Regions from separate parts of the Mus musculus genome. Here all the other regions are linked to region 1. The links are chromatin loops, found by intact Hi-C in ENCODE. Cell type or tissue: heart. All regions are shown on one strand. Links, peaks and the distances in the headings refer to the core of each region. The heading gives the core; the rest is flanking DNA. Region 1 holds the start of Clec14a (C-type lectin domain family 14, member a). Region 2 holds the start of Sstr1 (somatostatin receptor 1). Region 3 has its middle 56 kb from the start of Clec14a. Region 4 overlaps Gm30687 (a long non-coding RNA gene). Region 5 has its middle 76 kb from the start of Gm30687.

Region 1 (6,205 bases), core at 842-5,841:
TTAATTTGTGTAGCTATGGAATGAATGGCTAAAATGAAGTGCAGGTCATTGGGTCTGAAGAGTAAGAGCTGAAGTGCATGGGCATTATGCAGCATGCAGAAAGATGTTAGTGTGTAAGATAACAGGGTGAAGGGTAGAAAGAAAGGCTGTAGGAGAGACTCCATGTTTAATTGTAAGGAAATGGGTGTGTAGGAAACTGAGTGATGAATGTGAGAGCAAAAGGCTTTAACCCTCAAAGGAATGAACCTCAAACATGTTGAGGAAGTGCGAGAAGTAGAGAGGTAGTAGTAAGAACATTACTCCTACCTGCAAAAGGACGCAGGAGATCCTGTACTTAACTGACCTTATTCTGCCATTGAAACAATTTCTGGAGGTGACCACCACAACCAGAAATCAAAGGAAGTTCTATCTTGTCTGGTTTGTCAAGAAATGATTTAAGATATAAACAAATAAGGTTCCTTAATTCTCCTCTGATCTATAGTAGGGGACAATATTCAAGTAATTGGGTCACCATGATTTTTTTCTTCACATAGGGCATTTCGGGCCCCAGAACCACACTGTCATCTGTTACATGTTATGTGATAACTATGCACACTCTCATTTACTGAAAGACTAATATAAGGGCATCCTTCTCTAAAACAAAATGTTTATGTATATACGTATACACACATACACATGTACTTAGCTATGCATGTACATAAATATGTGCATTTGAGTGTATGTGTATGTGTGTGTGTGCTCATTCCACTTATAGATGAGGCTATATTTCAAATTATAAAGTCAAACAGGACATATTGTGCTAGAATAGTTGTCTCTACAACTGAGAGAACATACAGTGGAGAAGATGACTACAATGCTAAGAACAAGTAAAACTGGAATATGTAGCTGACCAGATGAGGAACTTGGTGGGAGCCATTTACCCATGTAATTGTTAGCTTCTGGTTTAAATTGAAGAATCTTAACAGCTAATTTGAATTCATTTGTGATTTTATTTAACTGTAACTATTTAAAACCACATTCATATGAAGCAAGCTCTCAATTTGTTTCTTCAGTGAAACAATATTAAACACATAGATTTATATTTAGAACACAGATTCATATATTGAACTCTCTTAATTTTCTAGGTTATTTTATTATAGGATATTTGCTAACTTTAAATCAACTCTTAGTACAATCAAGAGTATAAAAATGATTCTAGAAAAATATAACTCAAGTTTATTTTCTAGTTTCATTTTCTCCCAAGAGTGAGTTTATTTCTCTGTTTCTCTTCACACAACTTTACAACACTTACAAAAATCGCAGCACTCTAATCTACCTGAAATATTCTCCAAGGTCTTTGGCTTCAACCAGATTGTTTTTTATTATTATTCCTTAATTATTTACCACCTGAATGTGTGATATTTCTTATTATATGCTAACATCTCAAGTCATAGCAAGGTGTTATATTTTTATTTGTTATTTCCTTTTTACACTATTAATTCTGTGGAAAGCAATTTCCCCTAGTTTTGCCTGCAAAGACTCTTGCTCAGTTGTAACAACCCCCTGATGCACACACATTGTCATTGTATTCACAATCTATTGAGAAGAAACAGAAATGGCTTGACATTCAAGTGTCCCCAGCCCCCACCCACATGGATTAAATAGGACACAAGAATCTAGCAACCTTGGAAGAAGCAAAGCTTCCTTTGGCTTTAGTGCACCCAGAAGATTTCAAATCAATACGTAGCATTAACGTTTTAATTGAGAATTAACATCATTGTAATTGGAAGTGAGGATCAGCATCTTGATGCCTACAAGGTGGCTTGAATAGGAAGGTCATTACACTGGAGAACACAAACCCTGGAAAAGGAAGACACAAATCATTTGTTTCCTTGGGCAAGGACACACAGTAAACACTTGGATTGGTGGTCAACTGTAATTTGCTTCTGGAGTCAGAAACTGGCAACATTGCACTTCCGATTTATGGCAGAGCACAGTCACAGTGACTTTGAAAGCAAAGGATAAAAGAATAAAGGGAAACTTCACTAGTTCTGAAGGAGCTGGTGTATAAAGACTTTTCCCCCAAAGCTCAGAGTGTACCCTTGTGTGTCTTACCAGTAAACTCATAGCCAGTTGCTATCCTCAGAATGGTGTATTCCTAAATAACACCCTTTGTATAAGTCAAACATATGTTAGCCTAGGTTTTCAACAATGTTTTATTATTTGCCTCAAAATTTCAAGCTAATATATTCCTAGCCTGAATAATATAGATATTCCCTTCCCATTTTGGATGAAAAGAAATGTTCAAAAAATTATAGTGTTATTTATTTGTTCCCAGTACTGGAAATATTCAAGCATTTCTTCAAATTCCCCCAGAGAATAGGAAAATGTCTCTTGCCATTTTTTACCCTGTCTTCCAATACCAGCCCACAGCTTCCACCTCTTCCCCTTTCAGGGAACAAGTGTCTCTTTCAGATTTAGCACAAAATAAAATGTATGGGAAGGAGGACTTCCACAGTAATCACTGAAAATTTTCTTCTTTCCCCAATTGTTGGGACTGAAAAAGTCTAGGCAAGATGTGAGCATTGAGGTGTTTCCCTAAGTGTCCCGATCCAAGAGCGCACCCAGCCAGTGAAGAACCTAAGCTCAGTCCTTCAGGCCACAGTCCCACTCTTCACTCCAATGTCAGTGCATTGTGTAGAACTGTGGTGCAAAGAGGTAGCCTCGGCATCACATTCCACACCTGGTGAGTCCAAAGCTCCCTTCCCTGTCCTGGAGGAACGGCTTTTGTGGAAGCAGAGTTTGAAAAGCCCCAGCACTGTAATGGTCAAGACGACCAAAACGATAACTGCTATGCTCACAAGTATGAAGACCACCGTGGAAGAGGTGTCGAAAGTCAGAGAAACAGGGGGCGAAGATGTGTAGTTCAGGACCACGCTTCCTGATGGTGTGCCAGTGACTTTTGGCTTGGTTTGTGGGGTCTTTTGAATAGTAGGTAAAGTACTCTGTGTTCCCCACTGAAGAATCTCAGTGACCTGTGGCATCTCTCCTGGCTTGTCATAGACCTGACCTGGCCATGTTCTGTTTGTCACAGCACCTGCTGGAGTGGCTGTTACATTCCTGGTGGGCAACTTGGTCCCCTCGAGGGTTAGCTGTTCTTCAACTTTGGTCTCACAAGAACGTCCGTCCTTCCCCAGCTCAAAGCCCACTGCACATTCGCAGGTGAAGTCTCCCAAGTGATCTAGACAGTCAGGGAGCTCCACACACTTGCCAGCAAGGAGGTACCTCCCGGAACAGGGGCAGAGCACTGTCCCAGGGAAAAGCCCGTCCCAGTGTGCGCTTGTCTCTTCCTGGATGCAGGTGGACGAAACAGAAAGGTCCCCAGGACACATCGCACTCACCTCTGTCCCAGGAGGGCTGAAGTCCAGCGCGGAGCTGCTCAGCCGGAAGGGAGCTTGGAAACTCAAATTAGAGGCGGCTCCTGGGCGAGGTGCAGGGCACAGAACCTCAAACTGGTACTTGCATAGGTAGCCATCGGTGCGCAGATGACAGCGCATCTCCTTCCAACCAGCAGGCTCCACTCCCCTGGTGGCCTGGAGCGCAGCGCACTTTCTCACTGTACAGGAACGTTGTGGCTCTTCCACCCACGGTAGTGGGCTGTCCTCTGAGTCTTCTGAGTCCGGGTGCAACCAGGAGAAACCCCTTAAAGGCTCTTTCTCCTGAGTGCACTGTGAGATGCTGCGTTCCAGAGCCACCCAGAACAGAAGATCTTTGGAGCCTCCGCCAGGCCCGGGACCTGCACGCAAGAGCAGGAGCACAGCTTGAAACTCCGAGCCTGAGTGCACGGTGCTGAGAGTCCCGCCCCTTAGGCTGCAGGCCTCCTCCGCCGCCCTTCTCTTGAAGGTAGCGTGGTGAAGGCTGTAGCAAGCCCCCGAGGCCGAACAAGCTGCGCGATCGGCCGTGGGATGCTCCCCATTCCCTGGCCGAGGCCAGAACGCAGGACAGAGGAGGCACAGGGCAAGCGCTGGCCTCATCCTGGAGACTCAACATGCAGCTGCTCCCAAGTCCTCTGGTTTGCTGGAGGGCACGGAGCTTTCTCTAAAGTCACCGCCCTCTACAGCCCTTTCTACCACTATGTGTGCCCTCCCCTCGCCTCTCTTGAGCCCTCATCCTCCAACAGCTGAAAACTCCGCCACAACACTCCCTTGGCCAACTGCTTTCCCTAGGCCGTGACAGGAAATGTGTCCCAGAGCCCTGCCAGGCTCTTTTTGGCCCTGATTTATTCAGGGGTCAGGAACACAGCTGGCGCCTCAACGCTGGGCCAAGGGGGTCCAATGCCCCGCTTAGATAAGCAGGAGAAAAGAAGTTTGCCACCGGGATCAAGTGAGGCTCTTTTCTTGCTCACACTTATCTGGACTTTGGATCTCAGAATGCAGTGATGATCGTGGGCAGGAACCATAAGCCCACACCCGCCTATTGTGTTTATGTCCGGGACTGTGGAGCTGGCGTCAGTATAATTTGTAGACTGTTCCAGGCTTCCAGGAGGTTTCCTGAGCATGGTGCTGGGGGAGGGATCTTGTGAGGAATGTTCCTACTTCTTTCTAAGCTGGAGGCCTCACTAGTAAAACCACTGATCTCTAGGGGCAGCTCTCTTTCTTTACTGTGCCAAAGGAAACCCAGACGTGCAAATTGCCAGTCAAGGGGCCTAGAATTCCTTGGGGGCATTTTCAATGGAAAAATAGCTCCTCTGTTTGGCACTTGCCTTAAAGTTTAATTTGTACTTCTATTTGTTTATTTTTTAAATACCGGTGTTGGCTGGTTGGGGCAAATATTTACATCGAGGTGACAAACAATAGCCACAGGTCCTGATTATGGTGGTTTCCTCACCAGTACATGTGCTCAAACCCTCTTGAGGATATTAGGTCATATGCGAATGAGTTCACGGTCTTATAAAATCACATCTGTATGTGATTTTTATCCTTGAACTATGGAAAATCACAGCTCCTGTGATTATCTGCCAACATTTATAGAAGAAAAGTGTAAAAGGACACAAATAAAAGCTCAAAAATTTTTATTTTGAAAATCAAACTATTTATTCAATCATAATGCACATTCGACACCGGAAAATAATACTCTGTAATTTGAAAAATGATTGAATCAGCTACTCCAGGTTCCAATGGCTGTTTTGTTTTAATGTGCACACTTGCTCATTGGGAAGTGTGGGAGAATTAAAGAAAGAAAGGTTTGGGGGGAAAAAAAGGTTAAAATCAGCATTATTGTTAGGTTTCAATCTGGGACAAATGACTGAGTTGCCTATTTACCATATCAAAGAGGACACTGGCTACCAGGTTCTCTTGGCATCCCTTGGTCCCTATCTGTTACAGAGCCCTCCTGGCTGGCATACCCCATCCCATTTCCTGAACTCTCCATCACAGAGACCTGGGCTGTCCTTCTGATCTGGTTACCCACTCTCTTTGTACCTTTGGACTCTTGGCTGCTGCACCTGGTTCCCTCTCTTCCCTCTCCTCTCCCCTCCCCATCTCCCCACATGGGCCTAGCTATTTCTACAGTAAACCTCCTCCACCATACCTAGGAAGAAGGTCATGTCTTATCATTTCTTTTTTATTATTTTCATTCAATTATGAATGTTCTTTTATGTTTGTAGCAATTTAGAGAATGTTATACACTTATAATGACATGTGTCACTTGTCTGTCTTGATTCACAATGGCAAATGTCATGTGCTTAGAAACAGACTACATTTAGCCCTCTTAAAGAGGCAACCTGCTTGTAAGTGTTCGAAACCAGAATGGAAGTTGCTATCTCTAATGTGTTCCTATGCACGTTTTCACTTGCTTTGCTGCGCTGAATTGAACTGTTTTCGTTAACAAGAGGCAAGAAGAGGATGTCAAGATAACCTGTGTATGTTCCCTCCTGTTTTTGTTATTACTATCACATCCGGGAATTCCTTGTATCCCAAAAGGAGACAGTAAACATGAAAAATTGTCATCAAACTAGCCTGCTCTTTCGGACTGAGGAGTTGCACAAGGATTTTTCTTCTACCCTTTGTGTTTCCCAACTTAAATGACATTCCTCAATTCTTTCTAATATCTGGGACATACAAAATGGCTTTGCATTTAGCTGGAGGAACTTTGTGTCTTATAAGAAAGAACTATGAAAAGTCCAGAAATCTAACTGAGTCAATGTTTACAGTACTTAATCACATGG
Region 2 (6,205 bases), core at 436-5,435, 53 kb before region 1:
GACCTTGCAAAGAACGTCAGAGCGCCGCCAGACCTTACAAGCACTTTGCAAGGGCCATCTGGAGACATCATTGACTTGGGGATCTGAAGGCCTGAAATCTCCAGGTACAGGTTTAAAGAACTGGCAAGCAGGAAAGGAGGTAGGTGTTCAGGGTCCTGTCCTGGAGAGTGGCTTAGGGACAGGTGGAGTCGCCCCCATCACCAGAAGAGAGCAGCAGCAGAAAGAAATGAAGAACTCCAGACATAAATGTCTGGGGTTTGCTTCAGTCTTTACTTAGAGTAGGAGTCGGGTGGAAAGGGGCAGAATCTACATTCTTGACTGGCACCTACCCATTTGAAATGTAGAGAAACTCCTCAGGTCTGTCCTAGGAATGCCTGAAGATGCTGTGAGAGAAATCTGAAGCAATCTTTGAGTTGAGCTTAGAGGGGACTAGAAATGGGGGGGAGCGATGACGGTGGGGGAATAAACCACCTATGTGCCCCCCCCCGCCTGCTTTTTCGTAGCTGCTGACGCGATGGTGCCGCTTATTAATCATTCATCAGTCCAGAGCCTTTCCACTTAATGGATGTGCCGCGCTGGGCTCTAGCCTCTTGGCCTCTCCTCTCCACTCTCCAGTGTGCCCAGGACCCCCGGAGCTGCAAGAGAGACAGCGCTCAAGCAAGCTGCCGCTGGGTGATGCTCCCGGCGGCCTCAGTCGGAGCCGCGCTCGCCACAGCTGCTGCGCTCTGCCGGGTGGCGCCAGGCGGCGGTGAGCTGTGAGCTTGGAGCCTTGAGCCTAGGGAGGGCGCAGACAGCAAGGGCGCAAGGTGAGCGCCCCAGCCGGCAGCCGCACCGGCCCACTTCAGCTGGGATGTTCCCCAATGGCACCGCCTCCTCTCCCTCCTCTTCTCCAAGCCCCAGCCCAGGCAGCTGCGGGGAAGGAGCCTGCAGCAGGGGTCCGGGGTCCGGCGCTGCGGACGGCATGGAAGAGCCTGGACGAAACGCTTCCCAGAATGGGACCTTAAGCGAGGGACAGGGTAGCGCCATTCTCATCTCTTTCATCTACTCCGTGGTATGCTTGGTGGGACTGTGTGGGAACTCTATGGTCATCTATGTGATCCTGCGCTACGCCAAGATGAAGACCGCTACCAACATCTACATTCTAAACCTGGCTATTGCTGATGAGCTGCTCATGCTCAGCGTGCCCTTTCTGGTCACTTCCACGCTGTTGCGCCACTGGCCCTTCGGCGCGCTACTTTGCCGCCTGGTGCTCAGCGTGGATGCGGTCAACATGTTCACCAGCATCTACTGTCTGACTGTGCTTAGTGTGGACCGCTATGTGGCTGTGGTGCACCCGATCAAGGCAGCGCGCTACCGTCGGCCCACTGTGGCCAAAGTAGTGAACCTGGGCGTGTGGGTCCTGTCATTACTGGTTATCTTGCCCATCGTGGTCTTCTCACGCACCGCAGCCAACAGCGATGGCACGGTAGCCTGCAACATGCTCATGCCCGAGCCCGCCCAGCGCTGGTTGGTGGGCTTCGTCTTATACACATTTCTCATGGGCTTCCTGCTGCCTGTCGGGGCCATTTGCCTGTGTTATGTGCTCATCATTGCCAAGATGCGCATGGTGGCCCTCAAGGCTGGCTGGCAGCAGCGCAAGCGCTCAGAGCGCAAGATCACTCTAATGGTGATGATGGTGGTGATGGTTTTTGTCATCTGCTGGATGCCTTTCTACGTGGTACAGCTGGTCAACGTGTTCGCCGAGCAAGACGACGCCACCGTGAGCCAGTTGTCTGTCATCCTGGGCTATGCCAACAGCTGTGCCAACCCCATCCTCTACGGCTTCCTGTCGGACAACTTCAAGCGCTCTTTCCAGCGCATCCTGTGCCTCAGCTGGATGGATAACGCTGCGGAGGAACCAGTCGACTACTATGCCACTGCCCTGAAGAGTCGAGCCTACAGCGTGGAGGACTTCCAGCCCGAGAATCTGGAGTCTGGAGGCGTTTTCCGTAATGGCACCTGCGCTTCCAGGATCAGCACGCTTTGAGGCCGGGCACTGCCGGGAGGGGGGGAGTGGTCAGAAAGATGGAGCTGGGAAGCGGGTGGGAGGGAATGGTAACCCGACACCAGGTGCTGAAGTCATAGTGCATGACAGCGATGCAGCGCGCCTGGTTAGCTGGACCAAAGAAAGCTGTGTGACTAAGGTAAAAGGGAGAGATTTATGGATTAACTGTGACTGCTTTCGGGGCATCTGGTAGTCTGAGCAACTCTGTTCTCCAAACCCGATAATTTGCATCCTCCCTCCCAGTTCTACTAGTACAAACTGCAAACTTAATGTCGCCAACTCATTTCTGCTTCTTTAAGCTGAGCCAAGGTTACCATCATGTGTTTCCTTTGGGCTGAGTCCGTCCCCCCCCCCCCCCCCCCGCCCCTGCGCTGAACCCTGTTCCGCTGCGCAGGTCAGCGGGCCAGACTCTTTTCAGAGTGGCTACAAGACAGTCCCTAATCACCGCTCTCCTTTCGCAGAGCCTTACTGTCAAGGAAGCCCAGCTCGAGGATGTCTAGGCAACTTGTCTTTTCTACTCTCAGAGAAGGAAGGCACATTTTCCCTTGGGCCCTTCCTCTGCTCCACTCCATCCCGAGCAGAGCTAGGCGCTTAAGAAAAAGTTCTGTGCCCTGATCTCCAGTCTTGGTATAGTACCACACATATGCTTCTTTGGAGCAAAAAAAAAAAAAAAAAGGAGCTAAGAGGGAGCAGAAGGGCAAGTTTGTAAGATTCCTGGGTTGTGGGTGTAGATACCATAGAAACCACTCTCCCACAGAGCTCAGGACCTGAGCACTAAGCTCAAAAGTCCCAGCTAGGGGAGCTCCCCGCTGGTGAATAGCTTAGGCACCCAGGTGGGTGAACCTGAATTGCAAAGCACTTCCTCTTGGAGTCCTCCCTAGCATAACAAAAGATTGGGTTGCCTGCACCAGTACAAGTTCGGAGTCCAGCTCACGCTCCAGTGACAAATCGCCGAGCCTCTGCCAAAGCTGGGTGGGCTGCTTCAGCTTGTCTGATCCCTAAAGTTTTCTGCCTTTCAAACGGTGCCTAATAAGTTATTTCTTGTTCGACATATTTATTTATTTATTTGTGGTGTTGAAAAAAAAAAAGTGTACTTCCACTTTCTTTTTCTGTATTTGCCTAACAGGGCTGCTCTTGGGAATCCTGGGGGCGTGGCGGTGTGGGAGGGAGCTGGGAGCGAAGAAAAGTTCTCTCCTGGCCCCAAGAGCCCCTCAGAAGTTTCCCTCTCTTAGCCTTTTCTCAATCCTTCTTGGTTTTGCTTGTGCCCAGTGAAGTTTGGAGATTTTAAAATAATTTTTTTTAACTGTAGGTTTTTGTCTCGTTAAAATAAATGAATGGCAATGTGGGTTAACTTTTGTCGGTGCGGAGTGAAAGGCCTGAAAGCCTGGCATCCCAGGAAACATAGAACACGCCTCACCATCTGTGATGTGTGTGTGTATGTGTGCTGCTATGCACAAGTCACATGTACATCCTATATAGGTATATGTACACACATGTATAAGGATAGATTTGTTAATCTTGACATACTGTCACTAGTCCATGAAACAGTTTTAAGGACACCCACAAAGTGACAAGTGTGACCTGAGCTGTAGTATTCAAACTGAGAAATGTCAGAGACTCCAGTCACTGCTGAAGACATTGCTGCCTTTTTCTGTCCCCGGTGACAAAGGTGACGCTTACTTATACCCAGTAAGGGCAGTCACCTCTGTCGAGGAATGGAAGTGAAACAATTCTGCATTTCCTGACTACTGTGGATCCCTGAGCAGGGCGAGGACCCAGCTTTTCTCACCTTCACATTTGCTGTCCAATTGAGTATGCTGCTTTGTATATAGGGGTCACTGAAAGGATATCTTGCTTGGTTGTTTAAGGAAGCCAGTGCATATCAGTGGAACAATGAACCTGGGGTTCGCAAGTTCACACTGACCTGACATACAATGCTTGGATGCACTATTGAAAAATATGTTTTCTGTATATTTGCTTCAAGATTTCTAAAAACAGTAACTCAGAGTTGAACTGTCTCATATGTTTTGTTTAAATAAATGAACAAATATGCTTTTGATCATAAGTGAAAAAGTTTAGATCTTTTCCTAAGAATAGTATATATATACTTTTCTGTTAAGTAGATTTTTTAATTGTTAAGAAGAGTGAACTTTATAAACTGAAATCTCCATCATTATCATCTCAACAGGATAAAAATGTAGTGTTCTTAACCTGTAATCGTAACTGAATAAACAGATGTGTTACACTGTTGCAAGTTGTGTGGCTTCCATTTGAGTCTTACTGTTTCGAAGGAGTTATTTGAATGCATAGGTATGATTGACAGACACCCTTAGCTCTTAGGAACATTTCAAATTAACTTTGAAAATTTACAAGATTGCTTTATCCTTTGAATTGATTTCTTTTAAATGTGAATCTTATTGTGTGTGTCCTGTGTGTGTGTGTGTGTGTGTGTGTGCGTGTGTGTGTATGTGTCTGTGTGTACTAGACAAGGAGTGAAGGAGGGTAAAGAGGAGGCTGAGGAGGAGGAGAAGGGAGAGGAGGAGGAGGAACAAAAGAAGGAAGCAGTAGCAGCCCTTGAATGAGTCTGAACAGGAAGCAGTGGCCTGGGCTACACTCTGTTGTCACTGCACTAACCAGACAATGCTTCTGTTTTTCACAGATTAAATTACTGCCTGACCTCATTTATGACCTCAGATTTTGCTGTAGAGCTAAGTAACTGCTGCTTTACATTAGAGACATAACAACGGGAGGGAGAAGCATCCCTTAAAAGTGTTGAAAGAGTAGAGGAGAAAAGAAATAGAAGAGCCAGGCTTTGAGAAGAACACATTTTATGCCTTGCTCAGATTGGGCCATTTCCATGCTGGAGGCTGTAACAAGGCTTTTTGAGGATTTTTTTTTTAAAGCAGGGTCTGTGATTTATAGCAGCTTTATTTTCACAGCAAAATGAATGAAAGCAGTATTCCTCAAGCATCGGAGAGCAGCAATCCTACTGTGATAGTGGGTGAAGTCGTCCAATGCCCTGTAATGCCAGTTTCATATAGTTATTTATATGTGTCACCTCACAATGACTACGGATGGGGGCACTTTTACATTGTCATTATTTCTCAAAGTCATAACAAGGTAGCAAATGCAAAGCTTACAACTTAGATTTGTAATATTGTCTTCTTAATGCCGCCCTTCCCTTACACATAATTTGTTAATTTGGTTTTAACTACTCTAAACGTCATTCCAAAAACCGTTCAAACTAGTTTTCAAACTGGGAGAAAAGAAACAGTTGAGGTAATAATTTAAATAGCTATTTTTTAAAGTTGCTTTCTTTAAGTTTGTAAAGTTCCACAGCTAGAACCTCCTTTCTCTCTTATTTTTGCTAAAATGGAGCTAAACTCTGTAGGGATGCACTACATATCCTAGTGGTAAATATAACTGGGTGAGTCCTTGGGAAAGTAGCCCTCCAGGTCTTTTACCTTTGTTCATGTGAATACTTCCTGGCTGCAGGTTGGTGACATCTGCAGCTCTAGAGCCAGGAGCCTACATCTCATCTGGAGCAGGATTTCAGGTTCCTGGGGGATGCTGCCCCTGATGTTCTCATGGAGCTCACACCTGATAACCAGTCTGATGGATGCCACAGACTGTGCAGAGTCTGTCACCCTGCCATGGAAGCTCCTGGGTTAGTGACTAGAGGGGACCTAGGGTCCTTGATGTCCTCCAGGATCACCTTGGTCTGTTCTTGTCTCCCTCTGCCAAAGGCTGTCTCAGATCTTTTGTATTTATCTTCGTTTCTGTCAACCTTACTTACTAAACATTTCATATTCTCAATAACTGCTTTGTACTAGAGGAAAACCATAGAGGTTGAATTCTGTTCCTTAGCCCTGAGTCCCATACAGCAGGAAAGCCTTAAGTGGGAATTATCCCACTCCTTCATCAATCAGACTCACACCTGATTCCCAAGAAATTTTGATTTCCTAGCTATAGACCCATCTCCTGTCCTCAGGTGATGAGCTTGCCCTCAAAGACAGATACAGAAAAATCCTCAGGTCATGAGACCCCCGTCAGAGAGAGAGAGTCACTGTCATCATAATGAAGAGTGATTGATAGAGGAAGCTAAGACATGCCAGTTTAAAATCTGTGTCTGATTATCTAACTTCAAGTGACCTCTCAACT
Region 3 (6,205 bases), core at 506-5,505, 57 kb after region 1:
AGATTAGTCCAGAAGCTTGGAATACCAAAGATAACAATTTCCAAAACATATGAAACTCAAAAAGAAGGAAGACCAAAGTGTGGATACTTTGCTCCTTCTTAGAAAGGGGATCAAAATATCCATGGAAGGAGTTACAGAGACAAAGTGTAGAGCAGAGACTGAAGGAATGACCATCCAGTGACTGCCCCACCTGAGGATCCATCCCATATACAACCACCAAACCCAGACACTATTGTAGATGCCCAAGAGAGCTTGCTGAGAGGAGCCTGATATAGCTGTCTCCTGAGAGGCTCTGCTAGTTCCTGACAAATACAGAAGTGGATGCTCACAGCCATGCATTGGACTGAGCACAGGATCTCCAATGGAGGAGCTAGAGAAAGTACCCAAGTAGCTGAAGGGGTTTGAAGCTCCATAGGAGGAACAACAATATGAACTAACCAGTAGCCCTAGAGCTCCCTGGGAGTAAACCACCAACCAAAGAAAACACATCATGGGACTCATGGCTCTAGCTGTATATGTAGCAAAGGATAGTCTAGTTGGCCATCAATGGGAGGAGAGGTTCTTGGTCCTGTGAAGGTTCTATGCCCAGTATAGGGGAATGCCAGGGCCAGGGAGTGGGACTGTGTGGGTGTTTTCAAAGGGTAAATGAGGAAAGGGGATAACATTTGAAATGTAAATAAAGAAAATATCTAATATAAAGAGAGGGTGGAGAGAGAGAGACAGAGACAGAGACAGAGAGAGATAAAGAAGGGAGGGAAGGAGGGAGGGAAGGAGAGAAGGAAGGAAGGAAGGGGGAGAGAGAGAGAGAGAGAGAGAGAGAGAGAGAGAGAGAGAGAGAGAGAGAGAGAGAGAGAAATGAAAAGTGCTTGTCCCGATGAACAGGAGTAAGCATTTCCCTGTGTCCCTAACAGTCAATACTCTAGTAGATGTAAAAAGAACAAACAATTGTGCGTTAAAGTGAAATTTAATCTCTTTCTTCTTTATATGGGAGGCACATATTCTTCTACTTGAGTACCTGGACAATATACAGTGACAGTAAATTAATTGAGAGAAGCAGTTCCACAATCTCAATGGCATGTGGCATTGGTGGCAGTGTCAGTCCTCTGTTCGTGATCTGCTGCCTCCTCTCTAGGGATGCAGAAGGAAAGGAATGCTTCCTGCCTGTTGGACCGTGACTCCAAAGAGAGAAAGAAATGGCTTTCGATGGCTCTTCAAGCTTCTGCTGAGACACCATGTACATCACTGCTGCTAACATTCCATTAGACAAACATTCTCATGGTCTAGTCAGTGTGTACCATGATCACTTGTGGGTTAATGCATGCCTAAAGATAAGACATGAATTGATTAGGTCAAAAAGGCACCGTATTAACTATTGGAAGCAAAAAATATTTTTATTAAACTGCAAGTAGTCCAGAGAATAAGCCCAGGAATGTCAGCTATTGACTCTAAAATACTAAACAAGTCATTTCTTATCTGCCCAGTCTGGTGGAAAGGAAACACAGGGACAAGTGATAGACAAGCTAGAAAGGAAACATGTTTTAAAGGTCCTGCTCAGTCCTTCCTTAATTGTTGGCCAAGCTCTTTGCCTTCCTGTTTATATTATCCGTTTATAAAACATCTCAGAACTCACATGGAATTGTGCAAAGTTTCTACTCCCAGAGGGTTAAGCAATTTCCCCACATTCAAGGACTATGTTCCCTTAAGAAAAAAAGTTACCCAAAAATCTAAATTTATTTTCGGTTGTTATTAACATCGTGGCATTGTACTTATTCTTAGAAGAATATTTAAAGACTTGTTAAGATTATTTCAAGTTGCTATAAACTTACTTTACTGTGACATATTGTCTAGCCTCTACCAGTAAGTGAATAGGGCCAAGAGAACTTGATGATAAAATTGATATTGATCTCTTTTCTAAACTTAATAGAATTATCTTACACACAGTTAATGCATGTATTCAAAGACCATGGGAAGCGTAACAAGAAGGAAGGCCCAAGTATAGATACTTTAAACCCACTTGAAAGGGGGAACAAAATAATCATGAGAGACAGAGGGAGAGAGGACTCTGGATGGGAGAGGAAAGGGGGGAGGGGGGAAGAGGGAAGGTTCAGGTATGGGAAAGACAGGAGAAAAACCCAGAGGCCCAGGAGAATGTATCAAAATATGTAGCAGTGAGGGCTGGGGGCAGGGAGAACCTCTAGAAAGTCACAGAGACCTGAGATGTGAGAGACTACCAGGACGCGTTGGGAGTGACATTTGCCGAAATGCCCAACAGTGGAGAGATAAAACCTGTAGAAACCACCTCCTGTAGATAGACATGACCTTCAGTTGAGGGAAGGGGCCACTCACCAGTCTTCAAAAATTTTGACCTAGAATTATTCCTGTCTAAAGAAAATGCAGGGACAAAAATGGAGCTGAGACTGAAAGAAAGGCCACCCTGTGACCAATCCAATTTGAGATCCATCCCATGCATGCACTCCAAATCCTGACACTATTATGCCATATTGTGCTCACAGACAAGAGTCTGGTATGGCTGTCCTCTGAGAGGCTCTAATAGCAGCTGATTAAGACAGACACAGATAGGTACAGCCAACCAATGGACTGAAGTCAGGGAGCCCTATGGAAGAGTTAGGGGCAGGACTGAAGGAGCTGAGGGGGATTGCAACCCCATAGGAAGAACAACCTTGTCAACTAACCCAAACCCCTAGGAGCTCCCCAAGGAGCATACATGGGCTGGTCGGTGGCCCTGGGTACATGTGTAGTAGAGGATGGCTTTGTCTGGCCTCAGTGTGAGAAGATATGCTTCATCCTGTGGAAACTTGATACTCCAGGGAAGAAGGATGCTGGTGGGGGTGAGGTGAGGGTAGGTGGGCAGGTAGGGGAGCACCCTTTCAGAGATGGGGGAGAGGATAAAGAACTTGGGGAGGGGATAACAGGAAGGAGGTAACTTTTGAAATGTAAATAAAGAAAATAATTTATAAAAACCCACTCTAAAAAATATGTGTAAATGTTACTTTAACACACTTTATTTTTTTGATAATAGTTTTCTATGAAAAATTCTTTATTAACTGAAATTATTGTCTTTTAAGAAAAATTACTTTTACAATATTATTGAAGTATAATTGACAAATATAGGTTGTTTCTATTTAAGGTAGGAACAACATTTTTCATTTATACAAAAACACATTGAGAAATGGTTGCTAGAATCAAACAATTAATACTATTATCTTAAAAGATCACCACTTTTTGATCCTCTATCTGTGTGTGTGTATGTATGTAGGGGTACATGTGTGTATGTATGTGCATCTGTATATTTGTCTATGTGTGTGAGTGAGTGTGTGTGTGTATGTCTATGTGAATGTGTGTGTATATGTCTATGTCAGTAAGTGTGTATGTATGTGTCTTTCTGTCTGTGTACCTGACTAAGGAACTACAAATGCCTAAGATCTAGTGTCACCAACCTTCTCATAAGTTCTATGCTAACCATCATCATACTGTTCTGTATTATGTAGATTTCTCTATCACATAGCTGTTTATTAGAATCTTTTGTTAATTTTAAGAGTTGAAAATTTCTTATATAAACCTTCAGTTTTCAATTTGCTGGGTTCTCTCAGACATCTCAAACACATTGTTCACAACTAACAAGTGAAATGTGAGCACATCTGATAAATCAATACATGCATTAGTAAAGCGCCTGCCCGAGCATTAAGAAGTCAATGGGATAGGAAAGAAGTGAATAGTTATAAAAGATGGGAGATGCTGACTTTTTAGGATATTACTTTCTTTAGATCACTTTACTAGATTGTATGAACGACAGTTAATAAATGTGAGAGTTAGTCTTGCTATGGAGAATATGCAGTATAAATGGTGAGATGGAATATCGATATCAAATGCAGTAACTACTGGTGCATTAATTTTGCAGAGATAGAGAACCAAATACAAGGTATATAAACATGGTAAAGTGATGATCTACCACTGGGATACATCTCTGGTCCAAATATAGATACTAATTATTTCATCATAAAATAATCAAACAATATTTATTGAAGACAAAACTAGTACTATGCATGTGTGATAGCTAACACAAGCAATCTGTAATAGTCATGTTAGGAGAGGCAATAAAACGACAGGAATGTTACATGTTTCAGAGAACAAAGCATGCAATTTTAAAATTGCTTAGTTTGTTCAGCTTATATTTAAAAATTCAATAAACTAATAATGCTAAATTTATTTCCCTCAGGAAAGGAAGTTTAAGATCAAAATACAAAAAGATTCATTGTTTGGTAGTACCTACCTTTTTGCCAGAGCCCCACATCAGGATGGGAGAAGAGTGTCTCATTATAACCCTATAAGGACACTAATCTAATTCTTAGTAGTAACAAAATGACTTCCCAAATTCCTTAATTACTAAAGCCACCATATTAGGGATGACATTTCAACATATAAATTTGAGGGGAGACACTGAAGCAATGCATGAATGATGTTTCCTTTAGTAGCAATACACAAGACGAGAACACAGAAGTGGATGCTCACAGTCAGCTATTGGATGGATCACAGGGTCCCCAATGGAGGAGCTAGAGAAAGTACCCAAGGAGCTAAAGGGATCTGCAATCCTATAGGTGGAACAACAATATGAACTAACCAGTACCCCCTCGGAGCTCCTGCCTCTAGCTGCATATGAATCAGAAGATGGCCTAGTCGGCCATCAGTGGAAAGAGAGAACCATTGGTCATGCAAACTTTATATCCCTCAGTACAGGGGAATGACAGGGCCAGGAAGTGGGAGTGGGTGGGTGGGTGGGTGAGTGGGTGGAGGAGTGTGTGGGGTACTTTTGGGACAGCATTGGAAATGTAAATGAAATAAATACCAAAAAAAAGAAATTATGTTTAAAATTTAAAAAGAAGACTAGAAAATGGACAGTAACATAGATGTCTGCATCATATAATAATGGATCAACTGCAGCCTTTAAAATGTACAGAAGCAGGAAATAAAAGTGTTTTAGATTAGATGTTACAAAATCTAATATCTAATGCTACAATAAATGGAAATGAAGAAAGCTGGAGAAATATTCTAACTATGACTAAGAAAAAGGTAGTAGAAAGTGACTGTCATGAATCAATGCACAGGTTTGTATTGCAAGTTAAGAATTTTGGGCAATATGTTGCAATGGAGCATGACTAAATTACCAAAGAGAAGAACAAATTAGATAAAACTTTGTTCTGAAAAAGTGAACCTGTCTATAACATAAAAAATGAATTGTGTTGGAAGGGTAGGAGAAGGCATGTTGACAGTGCTGACTGGAAAGACTAGGGAATTTTCTCAGTACTTAGTTTCCATAAAATATAAACAACGTGGTTCAAGGTGAGCATTTATACATGTTCACTGAATGTAAGTTTTATTTCAATACAAAAATAAAGACCAATTTTTATAAGTGTGTATATAATTGAGAAAACAAACAATGATTCTTTTTCCTTTGTTTCTCATATTAAATCTAAGTGGCTGCCTTCTAAAGATATCCTGAATCCAGCCCTCTTCCTTCTCTCTATTGTTATCAATTCCTTTTAATTACAGATCAGTGCTATTAGTTACCTAGAGCATTATAGTGCCTGCCTAATGGTCTTTTGTTTTCTATTCCTGGCTCCCCCCCTCCCCCATGCTTTCTTTGTATAACAACCAAATTCAGACCTATTACAATAGATTATGTCATTCCAACTGAAACTTTGTTGAGGTCACCCTCATACTATTATGGCCTGATTCTAACCAAGATCCCTGTAAGCAGACTTTTCTCTCTCCACAAGCTTATTCATACTTTTCCATGTCCCAGACACACTATCTTTGCTTTTCCTTAGAATGCAAACTCATTCTCCATCCAGGGCTTTTGAGTGAGCTCCTCTTACCCTGGCTGGGTGTTACCCTGTGATGGTTTCTATACTCTCTCTTATCACATAAATCTCTATTTAAATACCACCCCACTAGAAATAGCTATTTCTCACACACAAAAAAAGAAAGACATAAAAATAGATTACTTAAATAATACAAAGGACCATTCTGATTATTGATAGCCTGGGAACTGAAATAATATAAGATATTATGTCTGGAAGGCCATTCCAAAGTCTTAATAGGTCATCCTCCATCATTCATGATTATCATAGTTCCTAGGAATCACTATGTGCAAAGGAAGTATGGAGTTGAAGTAAAGAGTATCTGA
Region 4 (6,205 bases), core at 782-5,781, 270 kb after region 1:
CAACAACAACAACAAGTAAGATTATATTCCTAAAGCAAGTTCCTAAGGTCTATTCTCTTATTTGGTCACTTTGTCTTTCTTAAGTTGACTACCAAGGTCCAGCAATCAAAGCATTGAGATCCAGCAATCAAAAGACCCCTTTGGCTTACCTAATTAATATACCCAATTAAAATTAAACACTTGATCCTTACACATAGTTTCTGAATTTACCTTTATAGACTGCTATTGGCCTATGTGCCATGTCTGTCTTCTCTCTATCCAGAGATAGTTCTTTGTTCCCTGGGGCAAATACCCCTGCTTCCTCTCCCTTCCCTCCCTTTTTTTCCCTCTCCCTTGTTCCCTTCCCCTTATCACTCTTTGTCTATTTCCTGTGTTTATATTATTTTTTCCTGCTATCCATCCCTCTGGGGCAAATAAATCTCCTTTGTGGTAAGAACTTGGTCTTGAGGTGTCTTGAACTTCAAGATTCCTACACTTACCCTAGCATAGTCTACAGTTTATTCAGTATATATATATACCCTACTAAATACTAGGTGGTATGCATAGAATCCCTGTTTCAAAGTCATGAAGGAGAGAAGTGAGTAAACTATTACAGTGCAGGGTAAGTAATGTTTCACCTGTCACACACAAGAGACCATAGGGAAAATGGACAACATATTCTGAGCACAAGGAACAGCTAACACGGGACAGGAAACAAAGAATCAGTGCGTCATTCTTGCAAACGACTGCTGTCTTAGTTAATTTTCCTGTCGCTATCACAGGAAAGGCAGCTTAAGGATAAAAATTGCTTCTTGCTCCCATTCAAAATAAAGTCTATCAGAGTGGGGAAGTCAAGACAGCTGGGATACTCACACCCAGCCACTTTCTCCTTTTCATAGATCAGGACCCTAGAGACCATTTCTACCAGAGTGACCAAGTCTTTCCACTTCAATTAACACAATCAAGATAACCCCCAACAGGCAGCACAGAGGCCTCTCTCTCTCTCTCAGAGGATTCTAGCTTTCTTCAAGTAGAAGATGAACACTAACACAATTGTAAGGAAAGAATGTCCCCCAAGAGCTCTCCTCAATCCTACACCTGCACATGCTTCCTGGGTGACAACAGATTCATTCTTAAGATGGACGAACGAAATTATTTATCAGTTGGCTCAGAACTATTAGGCCCTGAGTCTCAGCAGCCTACACAAGCATAGTTTGCTCCACTCAACTTTCAAGAGACATAGCCTTCATTATTTTACAAGTGCTGGTTATTGGCACAGGACTGCTAATGAATCATAGCTTCAGTGTCTAGGAAACCTTTTCACGGATGCAGCCCCAGGATGGAGCATCCTAGAAGTACAACCATAGCAAATGAGGTCAGCGGGCACAATGGAAAGGATGTTGACAGAGCTGACAAAAGGCGATGGCAGAATGTTCCCTCTCAGCCTAAATGAGCCCTATAGAAGGATGATTTATTACCAGAAGACAGAGGGAAATGATTAGCCTTAATGAAGTGCCTCATAGTTTATGCAAATTGAATCTGATTCACTAGTGATCTTGGATTCAAAATTCTCAGTGACTTCTAGCTAATCAACGTTAATCACAGACAAGCCTAAGGGGCCTTTCATCCGAAGCCTTGAAGACGGCCTGGCTTTATGGTGAGGTGATGGGATGGTAGAGCACACACACACACACACACACACACACACACACACACCCTCAGGATGAAGAAGTCTGAAGTCTTCTGTTGAGCCTATTTGAAGTCTTCCCTCCATCTCTTTTTTTCTCATTCTCAGTTACTAGGAGGAAAGTAACTATAAGTTCCCACTTCCAAAGACGAAAATCAGCAAAAAAAAGATTCATTGTGGAATTCAGTTCCGGAATCTAAGCTATTTTTTTAAAAGGCTTTCTGTGTGTTAAATGTAAAATTCTTTTTTTTAATTAATTTATATTTTACACTCCATATTCCATCCCCTGCTCCCCCAATCCACCCTCCGACAGCTCCACATCCCACACCTCCTCCCCACCACTCCTGTCTCCACGTGGATGCCCCCAGCCCCCACCCCACCTGACCTCTAAACTCCCTGGGGCCTCCAGTCTCTTGAGGGTTAAGAGTATCATCTCTGATTGGACACAGACTCGGCAGTCCTCTACTGTATGTGTTGGGGGCCTCATATCAGCTGGTGTATGCTGTCTGTTTGGTGGTCCAGTATCTGAGAGATCTCGGGGATCCAGATTAATTGAGGCTGCTGGTCATCCTACAGGATCACCCTTCTCCTCAGCTTCTTTCTGCCTTCCCCCATTCAACAACAGAGTTCAGCTGCTTCTGTCCATTGGTTGGGTGCAAATATCTGCATGTGACTCTCTCAGCTGCTTGTTGGGTCTTTCAGAGGGAACTCATGATAGGTCCCTTTTTGTAAGTATTCCATAACCTCAGGCCTTGGGACCTCCCCTTGAGCTGGATCCCACTTTGAGCCTATCGCTGGACCTTTTTCTTCTCAGGCTCCTCTCCATTTCCATCCCTTTAATTATTTTAGACAGAAACAATTATGGGTCAGATGTGTGACTGTGGGATGGCACCCCATCCCTCACCTGATGTCCTGTCTTCCTGCTGGAGGTGGGCTCTCTAAGTTCCCTCTCCCTGCTCTCAGGCATTTCATCTAAGGTCCCACCAGTTGATCCCTGCGAGTCTCTCACCTCCCAGGTCTCTGGTGCATTCTGGAGGGTCGTCCCCCCCCCGTCCCCCCCCCCCCCCCCCCCCGCAACCTCCTCTTTCCTGAGGTTGTCTGTTTCCATTCTTTCTGTTGGCCCTCGGGGCTTAATCATCAAGGCACTAAAGCAAAGAGCACACTTCCCAGACAGGCACACTCTGCTCAGGGTTAGCATGCTTAGAGCCGAGGCTGATATTCACAGCCAGAAGGTGAGGAAATGGAGAACGAGAGGCAGAGAATTCCTTTTCAGACAATTTTACCACACTCGATTTTTGTTTTTAAGGCTGATATTAATCCATAATGAAAGTGGTTATAGGGTAAGTAATCAGACGACTATTCTCCAATGGCTGAGGCCACAGTAGCTGTAAAATCCCACACTAGGATGCTCTCAGAACTCTCACTTAAACACTATCTGCACACCACATTGCAGCTCTCTGAAAGTACAAGCAGACCTGTCAGTCTTCTGGGACCAGTATCTTATCCAGCCTCAAAAGCAATTTATCAGCTGCAGGCACGGGAAACCTCCTCCATGAGTTAAGGCTTGCATTGTGTTCCGTAGTCTCTCAGCCCTGCTGCTATTAGAACGTGCTTCCGTTGAGTACATTCCACTTCCTGGTTTTATTGCTGACTCATCAAATAATAACTAATTTTAAGTCTCCTTTGCCAAGATGGCTTATTTTTAAGGAAGAGAAAGCTAGTGTGTCTGCCAATCAAAGCAGTCACACTGCATAGTGTCAAAGGAAGTTTTTTTTAGGAGGAACTTAACTTCAGCTGCCAGGAAGTCTGGTCCACAGAGAAATCCAGGCAAGCACTGCCAAGTTCCTCCAGTCTACACCTGAACTCTCGGCCTTACCAGTCCTGTAACATGAGGGTCTCTGAATGAAGGCTTTTAAGGTTCTGTGTAAGAAACTACATATTTCATCTGGTCAACAAATTAAAGAAAGCCACTTCTTACCTGATGCTGCTATCATCTCAGGAAATTACATTTTAAATAAACAAAACAGAAACCACTCCTTTTTTATTGAAGTTAGAGCATGATGAGTTTACCATATTCATTTTGGGTTTTTGTTTTGTTTTATTTCAAATTGTTAGAAATTTTCTACAGCAAAGTGCTCTGGAGACCAAGAACAACTGTTTTTCCAGTGCCTCAAGGAGTAAAATAAAGAGGCATATATGGGAAACCAGAGTGTGATCTTCTGTGGCAGGCTGCCTGTGGCCTCTCCAGTCAATGGACCAGACACAATCTGTGGCCGCAGTGTCTGTGCCCAGGACTGTCCAGACTCTACCTCAGGGATCCCTCTTCAGTTGCACATGGATACTGAATTTTCATAAGTGTAATACTTACTTATTCTATTCCAAACTGAAAATGAATTTTGAGTGGAAACTTCCACTTACCAGTATATATTCAGGAATAAGAGGCCATGCTATGTCATTTCTCAAAGTGTATAACCTGTAATAAAATGCCAGTGTTCTCTCAAGGCAACCTAAGTTTCCTCTAAAGACACTTTCATCTTCCTAGTGCTGCTGTTCCTTGCTGTTAGACCTCAAAAAACCTGCCTGCTGCTGTGTGGCAGAGGTGGCCCCAGTTCTTGTGCTGGGCACCACAGGGTCAGGGAAGTACAATTCATCTGTGCTAGTCCTTTGGACAAACAGTTCTAAAACTCACTTACCTCACTTCAAAGCGCCTCACCTAACAGGCAGTCCAGTGTAAAGAAAATTCTGGAATGTTAGTTTCTTTAAAAAAAAAGAAACCCACAGAAATATTAAAATAATGCACTTTCATTTTAATCCCACATGCAGGGATATGAGGCTGCTTCAGACTGTCTGCAGCAGCTGACTATGATTTGCCTCGTGCTTTGGCAGAGACATGGGTTTGTCAGCTGTAGATGGATTCGGCAGTTGTGTAACATTTAGAATTCTGGGAACTTTTCAGAGGGTATATAAATTCTAGGACCCTGAGAAGTTGGTGGGTAGTTGTTGATTATTTAGGGAGGTTGGTTGTTGTGGGAAATATTAAAAAGCACAGCCAGTTCCTGTGCTACTCCCAGTGGCAGTCTCACCACCTCTGTCTCTAGTCTAGCCCCAGCAGTGGTCTTCCCAGCTCTAGGTCACTTGTCTCAGTGCCGCCCGTACCTTCTCAGCCATAAATCCCCTATGGTCAGAGGTCCCACATTCTAGTAACCCAGTAAAACAAAACTCTAGAAGCTTATAATTAATCAGTCAGATTTATATATCAATAAAGTCTTAATATACAGATGCTCACACAATAAATTCAGGACCAATTGATAATGATACAAGCTGCCCACCTAGATTAGGCAAGTTACCCTAATTGTTCCATCCCTATATGATATTATATCTACCTATATGATATATATCTATCTATTTAAAGCCACACTGAATCTGAATCATCCTGTTCATCCTCCATCTTGTTTCCTTCTCCCTTCTCCTGTGTCACCCCCTGTCTCCAAAACTCTTAGTTCTGCCTCCCTTTCCCTGTCCAATCACAGGCTTCCGGCTGCACTAATGTTTAAATTAATTGGACAGGGAAAATCCTGCTACAAAAGAGTGGGAAAAAGAGGAACCCACAAAGTAGCAAGAACCACTATAGAAGAGTAAACTGTGACTTAGGTACACATTTAACATATAATTTGTGAGCTTTCAACAGAGATAAGTGATAAGAAATCAGTATCGACTTCATTAAAAGAATATAAGATGGTCCAGAAGATGGGCAGGATAGCAAAACTGAAAATAAGGAAACCAAGCTGAGCAGCACATGTTTTAACCCCAGCCCTCAGGAGCCTGAGGCAGGATTGCAGCAACTTTGAGGTCAGTATTATTGAAACCCTGTCAAAAAGAAAAATGAAAACTAAATATCATTCCTCTCCTAGTTTTTGTGTCAAGTACTTATTATTCTAAGGACTTTTCATGCTACTATCTCTGAAATTATATAAATATTTTCACATATAAATTAATTTGTAAGGAAACTAAATTTTAAAGAATTTGCTAGACTGGTGAACTTCATGCAATGAACATAGTAAAACAGAGGCTCAAACCCTAGTTTTGCCTGATTCCATAAACCCAAAATCAAAGCCAAACAGAAAAGTATAAAGGTTCTCCCACAAAAGACTATGCTGTGGTGTTCTTAAAGCTAAACTTAGAGCAGTGAGAAAAGACTAGTTAATGTTTGACCTACGTACCAGAAAAAAGATGGAATGGCAGTAATGGATGATTGATGGAAATGTCCAGCTCTACTACTTCTTCTTCTTCTTCTTCTTCTTCTTCTTCTTCTTCTTCTTCTTCTTCTTCTTCTTCTTCTTCTTCTTTTCTCCTGTCCCTTTCCCCCTACCCCCCTCCCCCCTTCCTCCCTTCCCCCTTCCCGTTTCCCCCTTCTTCCCCCTTCCATCCCCCTTCCACCTTCTTCCCCCTTCCCCCCTCTTCCCTGTTCCCTCTTTCCCCTTCTTCCCCCTTCCCCCTTCTTCTTCTTCTTCTTCTTCTTCTTCTTCTTCTTCTTCTTCT
Region 5 (6,205 bases), core at 726-5,725, 93 kb after region 1:
GGGGGTCGGGGGAGAGTTCCCAACCTTGGTCCAGTGTTTGACTGGGAATCTGTCTCAGTCAGCTGCTGGGTGGTGCCTGTCAGAGGACAGTTATGCTGGACTCCTGTCTGCAAGCAAAACAGAGTATCATTAATAATGTCAGGGGATTGGTGCTTGCCCATGCAGTGGGTCTCAAGTTGTGTCGGTTACTGGTTGGCCATTTCCCTCAGTCTCTGCATTTCTTTTAGACAGAACAAATATTGGGATGAAAATTTGTGGGTGGGTTGGTGTCCTTATCCCTCCTCTGGGAAACCTGCCTGGCTACAGGAGGTGGCCTCTTTAGGTTCCATATTCCCACTGTTAAGCTTCTTGGCTAAAATGACCTGCAGTGTGTCCTGGAAGCCTCCCCTATCCCAGGTCTCTGGCACTTCCTAGAGAGTCCCACACTCCTCCACCTCTGGTAGATACATATTTCCATTCAGTCTCCTGGCCCTCTGACCCTCTCTCCTGTACTTCTCCACTTCTGATCTTGATATGCCCATTCCCCTTCCCCTTCTTCCCCTTCTTCCCCTTCTTCCCCTTCCCCTTCCCTCTCCCACACAGTTCCCTCCCTCCATTTACCTCCTTTGACTATTTTATTCCCCCACTCTAAGTCAGATTGAAGCAAGCTAACTTGGGTCTTCCTTCTTGTTTAACTTCTTTGGATCTGTGAGGGTGTATCATGTGTATAAACATCAGTAAATACAAACCATGCATGTCATTTTGGTCTGGGTTACCTCACTCAGGATGATATTTTCTAGTTCCATCCATTTCCCTGCAAAATTCATGATGTCTTCATTTTTATTAGCTGAATAGTATTCCATTGTGTAAATGAACTACATTTTTCTGTATCCATTAAATGGTCCACGGCACTGAATGTAGCACTAAAATATGGGGACAAAACATCAAAGTGAGTCTGTGGGCACATTTAAGATTCAAACCATAATACTTCTCCTTCATTCTTTACAATCTTTAAGAAGATGCTTCTGTGAGGAGAGCCTGGCCTTGTCTTATTTTCTTGCTAGAAAGTGAAGCTTTTCTATGTATTTTGTTGTTTTGTTTCTTGTATCTAGGGTGTTTGAAATTTTGTGGTAATTATTTGGTAAGTATCTGGTAAGTATTTGTTCAATAAATTAATGTGTGTATATGGAATATGAAGAAGTCATGAATTCAATAGTATCTGGGCTACAGTAGATCCTTAAAATTTATAATCATTTAATGTCACAAAATCATATACTTTTCATAATATGGTTTTAATTAGAACAGAATTAACTACTTCTCCCTCACTTTCCTGTATCCCTCCTATAACCCCACTCTCAAGATGTTAGCCTTCTTTAATTAATATTGTCACAAATGTACTTGCAGAAATATACATAACAACATGTATATGATATTTAAAATATTATATATGCAATATAAATATAAAACAAAATATGTATTAAAGTATAATTAGTGGTACTCACATATTGGTGGTTGAACCAATTAGACTAAGGTCTACTCAGCAGGAGGAAATTTATGCCTGTTATTGAAAACCTAGCCAGCTTCCTGAGGGTAGTGAGGGCCTTAGAAAATAATCTACTACCACCATTTTGCTACACAGAAAAATTCCCTATATTTTAAATGTTATCTTTATACCCACAGAGAATAAGCTGTCACTCCTTATCAAAGAAAATTCTCTACTGCAAATCATACAAGTTTTATAAGAGACTCCTATTTTTGCACATCTACAAACCGACATCTGTGCTTTAAATTTGTCATTGTTATTTTTATTCAGATGTATATGTGCATGACTGTGTGAATAAGTTGCATGTGTGTAAAGGTTCAGATCCTTTGGAGTGCTACATGGTTCGGGGCATGCAAAGTGAATTAACCCACCAAACTAGGGTCTTCTGAAATGGCAGCAAGTCCTTTAAATTACAGAGCCATCTCTTCTCCACTCAGCATCTTATTTCTACTGTAATTTGTATTTATTTGTTATTGATGATGGAGGCAGATTTGTAGGATTTTTAGCACTTTTCAAAGAGTGTGAGCAATTCCTTTCTCTTACACTAATTGATAAGACAGCCCTCCCTAGCAGACTAAAGAAATACACTGCCAACCTCCTTCCTAACTTACACTTGTTTTATCATATTTATAAGTGCTCTTTCCCCCATGTAACCTTGTAACTATATCCACTATTACTCATAGCCTTTGCTTGCTCTCACCTGACCTGACTGACAGACAAAGATTTATTTGGATCTCTAACTAACAAACACTTTTCAGTGTAGACTAAACACTGAGATTCCTGACAGGTAACGGAAAACCAAACACATTTCATTTACACTCTGCACACACATACACACATACACACACACACACACACACACACACACACACACACACACACACACTGATATATAGATCTTAGCATTCTGGCACATGTAATGTCTGCCTCTACCAGGCAATTGCTTTATCGTAAAGATTATATTTTTAATATATCAGGAAGTCAATTATTATTTAAAGATATGCCATCATAATAAACCACAAATTTTATCCTGATTCTGTGTGACCAAACATTATATGTGAGTCCTGGTGGTGCTGGTGGCCTTTGTTCAACTTGAAGAGTGGGTATCACCACCACCCAGGGTTAAATTCCCCCTCAAAAATGATCAATAAGCCAAAGCTCTAATGCACAGTCTCTACTATTTTGTTAATAAAATAATATTATTTCTTTTATTTCCCTTTCTTTTCATAGCCAAGGGCATTGTTTCTTATGTTTTTCCAGTAGCAAAAAAGTTACAAACTGGAAGGCAGACTCTCCTGTGTAGAAACATGTGGAAGTCTTATCCTAAAGAACGTCGCCTCTAAATTTTGATTCTGTGACTTTATCACCAGTTTTGAGATTTCCTTAACAGTCCCTCTTGGAGCTGTGACTTGTATGTGCTCCCACTCTCTAGGATGTGACTGATCTTGGCCAGGAAACGTGCAACACATTTAAAACGGCCAGGTGTTTTCTTAGATTATTCTATTCAGTCTTGGACTTCCTCTCTGACTTAACAATATTTTTTACACTTTTGAGTGCCAATATTATTCATGATGTGGAAGAAAAAAATCAGGGTGCTAAGAAGACATTTCAGAAATGAAGAAGCACATCAGGTTTTAGAGATAAATTATGATCTAATGCGCAAGGAAGCATGAGGCTAGAGATGGTTTGGGTGGCTATTAAAGTCCTCCAGAGCTAACAGAACCATTAGATCCAAGGAAGTATGTAGGGAAGGAGTAGGGGGTATTGCTTGGGATTATAAACAAAATTTTACTAATTTTCATTTTTGAAATTATAATACACTTACATCACTTTACCCTTACTCTTTCTCCCTCCAGTCATCTCATGTGCTCCCACCCTCTCTGTTTGCTCTCAAACTGATCATTTCTTCTTCTTTAATTGTTGATGCATAATTTCTAAATAAATGAATGCAGCCTGGTCAGCCACATGATGTGACTTTTATGGATATGATTTCTGGAATGTTATTGGATAACTAATTGGTGTCCTCTTCCTGTGGAACACTACTTCTTCGACTCTTAGTCCTCTGTAGTTGTTGTCTAGTGTTAAGTCTCCTGAGGTTTCCCCATCCCGTTTAACATGTCGGTTTGTAGTGGTATCGCTCAGGGATTGCAAGGAATTGATTCACAAGATTTTTGCTGGCTAGGAAGTTCCAAGACAGACATATATAGAAGAATATTAACTTAAACTCAAAGTCTTAGTTCAAATACAAGCCAAGACTCAGATCCAAAGATGTTCCATCTTAAAGAAAACCAGGTAGAGAGAAAATTCTCTCCTGTCTTTATTTGAGCCTTTAACATGCTGAATGAGGATCACACACTATTTTATTTAGTCTACTGAATGATATGTTAGTCTCATTTAACATCATCACAGACACACCCAGAATAATGGCTAGTCAATGTTGAAAACACCTAGCAAAGTCAAATGGAGTGTAACACTAACAACCATGGATATTTAAGGGAATCATGGTAGTCTTTTGCTAGCAGGAAAGGAAGAGAGTTTTGATCTCCAAAAATGTAGTATATATATGATTGAGGATAACCCAAGAAAGACTTAGATTCTAGATTAGAATTTGACAAAAGTTGAAGCTAACACATGGATTCATTAACTCCACCAATTAGTCAGAAATCTATTATATTAAGTGTATACAGGTCTTGGAAATAGAAAAGGTAAAAAAAATTAACACATTATTCCATCAAAAACAGGGTAAGTACAAGAAAAAGTGTACTCTTCATGAGGAAGCATAACAAAGGATGTGACTTGCTCTGGACTTCAAATGGCTGAGAAGTGCTTAAAGAAATGTTCAAAGTCAGGCCATAGTAATCAGGGAAATGAAAATCAAAACACCCCTAAGATTACAGCTTACACCATCATAATGGCTAAGATAAAAACTCAAGCGAAAGCACATGCTGGCAAGGATTCAGAGAACAGGGAACACTCCTTCATTGCCAGTGAGATTACAAGTTTGTACAACCAATAATAAATTTGATGATTTGTCAGAAATTTGAAAATAGTTTTACCTGAAGACCCAGCTGTACCACTCCTGGACATATACCTAAATGATGTTCCACCATACCACAAGGACACATGCTCCACTATATTCATAACAACTTTATCATAATAACCAGAAGCTGGAAACAACCCAGATGTTCCTCAACTAAAGTGAATATGGAAAATGTGGTTCATTTATACAATGGAAAACTATTCAGCTATTAAAACAAGGACATCATGAATTTTTCAGACAAATGCATGAAACTACAAAATATCATCCTGAGTGAGGTAATTTAGACCCAAAAGGGGAGGGGAGGTGACTGTCTGGGATGGTCCAGAGACCTTGAATGGGGGAGGCTCCTAGGAGTCAATTCTGGTGACCTTAGCTGAGCCTCATAGCAGTGAGGATGTGGAACCTAAAGAGGCCACCTCCTGTAGCCAGTAAGCCCCCCCCCCAGTGGTGGAATATAAACACCAACCCACCTACAAAACTTTCAACCCAAAATTTGTCCTATCTAAAAGAAATTCAGGAACAAAATTGGAGCAGACTGAAAAAATGGCCAACCAGGAACTGGCCCAAATTGGGATTCATCTCATTGGCAGGCACCAATCCCTGATACTGTTACTGATACTATGTTGTGCTCGTAGACAAGAGCCTATCCTCTGAGAACCTCTACACAGCACCTGACTGAAACAGATGCAGATACACACAGCCAAACATTGGAAGGAAGTAGGGACTCTTATGGAAGAGTTGAGGGAAACATTCAAGGCCTTGAATGGGATAGGAACTCCATAGGAAGACCAACAGAGTTAACTAACCTTAGAACCCTGGATCTCTTAGAGACTGAGCCACCAACCAAAGAGCACATAGAGACTGAACTGAGGTCCCAGGCACATATGTAGCAGACATGCAGTTAAGTTTCTATGTGGGTCCCTGTCTTATTCAGGGTTTCTATTCCTGCCCAAACATGACCAAGAAGCAAGTTGGGGAGGTAAGGACTTATTCTGCTTACACTTCCATACTGCTGTTCATCACCAAGGAAGTCAGGACTGGAACTCAAGCAGGTCAGAAAGCAGGAGCTGATGCAGAGGCCATAGAGGGATGTTCCTTACTGGCTTGCTTCTCCTGGCTTGCTCAGCCTGCTCTCTTATAGAACCAAGACTAAGAGCCCAGAGATGGCACCACCCACAAGGGGACCTCCCACCTTGATCACTAATTGAGAAAATACCTTACAGCTTGATCTCGTGGAGGTATTTCCCCAACTGAAGCTCCTTTCTCTGTGATAACTCCAGCCTCTATCAAGTTGACACAAAACTAGCCAGTACATTCCCCAACAACTGGAGTGGTGACTGTCCCTAAAGCTGTTGCCTATCTGTGAAATCCCTGCAGAGACTTGGTGAGGCATGGTTGGGGAAAACCCAGAGGGCCTTGCCCTCTCTGAGAAGGGCAGAGGGGATATGGGAGGGACTTTGCAAGTGGTCACTGGGAGGAGGGACATGGATTGGGCTGCTAAAAAAAAAATTTAATGGATGAAGAAAAGAAAATCCCAGAGATGGGATAAAACACCATAAAGAAGAAATCAGAAACAGAAGGAAAATAAAGAGGTAATGGTGTATGAAAATAAAAATTACTGAAAATTTCCAGGAAGAAATTAT

Evidence for each region. Hi-C counts contacts between places; a loop is a spot of excess contacts. Peaks named below come from ENCODE experiments on the same cell type or tissue, not always from the same donor. Only the 100,000 strongest peaks of a DNase experiment are listed, where the experiment ranks them.
Region 2: it touches region 1 in a loop (9-fold over the local background); 5 of 42 quality-filtered maps call a loop at or near these places.
Region 3: it touches region 1 in a loop (4-fold over the local background); 5 of 42 quality-filtered maps call a loop at or near these places.
Region 4: it touches region 1 in a loop (10-fold over the local background); 4 of 42 quality-filtered maps call a loop at or near these places.
Region 5: it touches region 1 in a loop (9-fold over the local background); 2 of 42 quality-filtered maps call a loop at or near these places.

The regions. Positions count from the first base shown.
Region 1 is chr12:58,264,822-58,271,026 of GRCm38, forward strand. Clec14a (C-type lectin domain family 14, member a) reads right to left here and starts at 4,437. Exons shown (of 1, transcript NM_025809.5): 1 at 1-4,437. The coding sequence starts at 4,013. The coding sequence ends at 2,634. In heart, for the core only: a CTCF peak has its summit at 3,579; DNase peaks (open chromatin) are centred at 3,560 and 4,360; H3K4me3 peaks cover 2,157 bases; H3K27ac peaks cover 1,682 bases; H3K27me3 peaks cover 660 bases.
Region 2 is chr12:58,211,743-58,217,947 of GRCm38, forward strand. Sstr1 (somatostatin receptor 1) reads left to right here and starts at 62. Exons shown (of 2, transcript NM_009216.3): 1 at 62-139; 2 at 504-4,294. The coding sequence starts at 851. The coding sequence ends at 2,026. In heart, for the core only: a CTCF peak has its summit at 734; no DNase peak of the experiment used is centred there; H3K4me3 peaks cover 2,785 bases; H3K27me3 peaks cover 2,468 bases.
Region 3 is chr12:58,322,606-58,328,810 of GRCm38, forward strand. No RefSeq gene overlaps it. Among named protein-coding and RNA genes, the nearest start is that of Clec14a, 56 kb to the left of the region's middle. In heart, for the core only: no CTCF peak of the experiment used is centred there; no DNase peak of the experiment used is centred there.
Region 4 is chr12:58,535,153-58,541,357 of GRCm38, forward strand. The region is part of intron 1 of Gm30687 (a long non-coding RNA gene); the gene reads left to right. Among named protein-coding and RNA genes, the nearest start is that of Gm40427, 20 kb to the left of the region's middle. In heart, for the core only: no CTCF peak of the experiment used is centred there; a DNase peak (open chromatin) is centred at 3,389; H3K4me3 peaks cover 621 bases; H3K27ac peaks cover 977 bases.
Region 5 is chr12:58,357,492-58,363,696 of GRCm38, forward strand. No RefSeq gene overlaps it. Among named protein-coding and RNA genes, the nearest start is that of Gm30687, 76 kb to the right of the region's middle. In heart, for the core only: no CTCF peak of the experiment used is centred there; no DNase peak of the experiment used is centred there.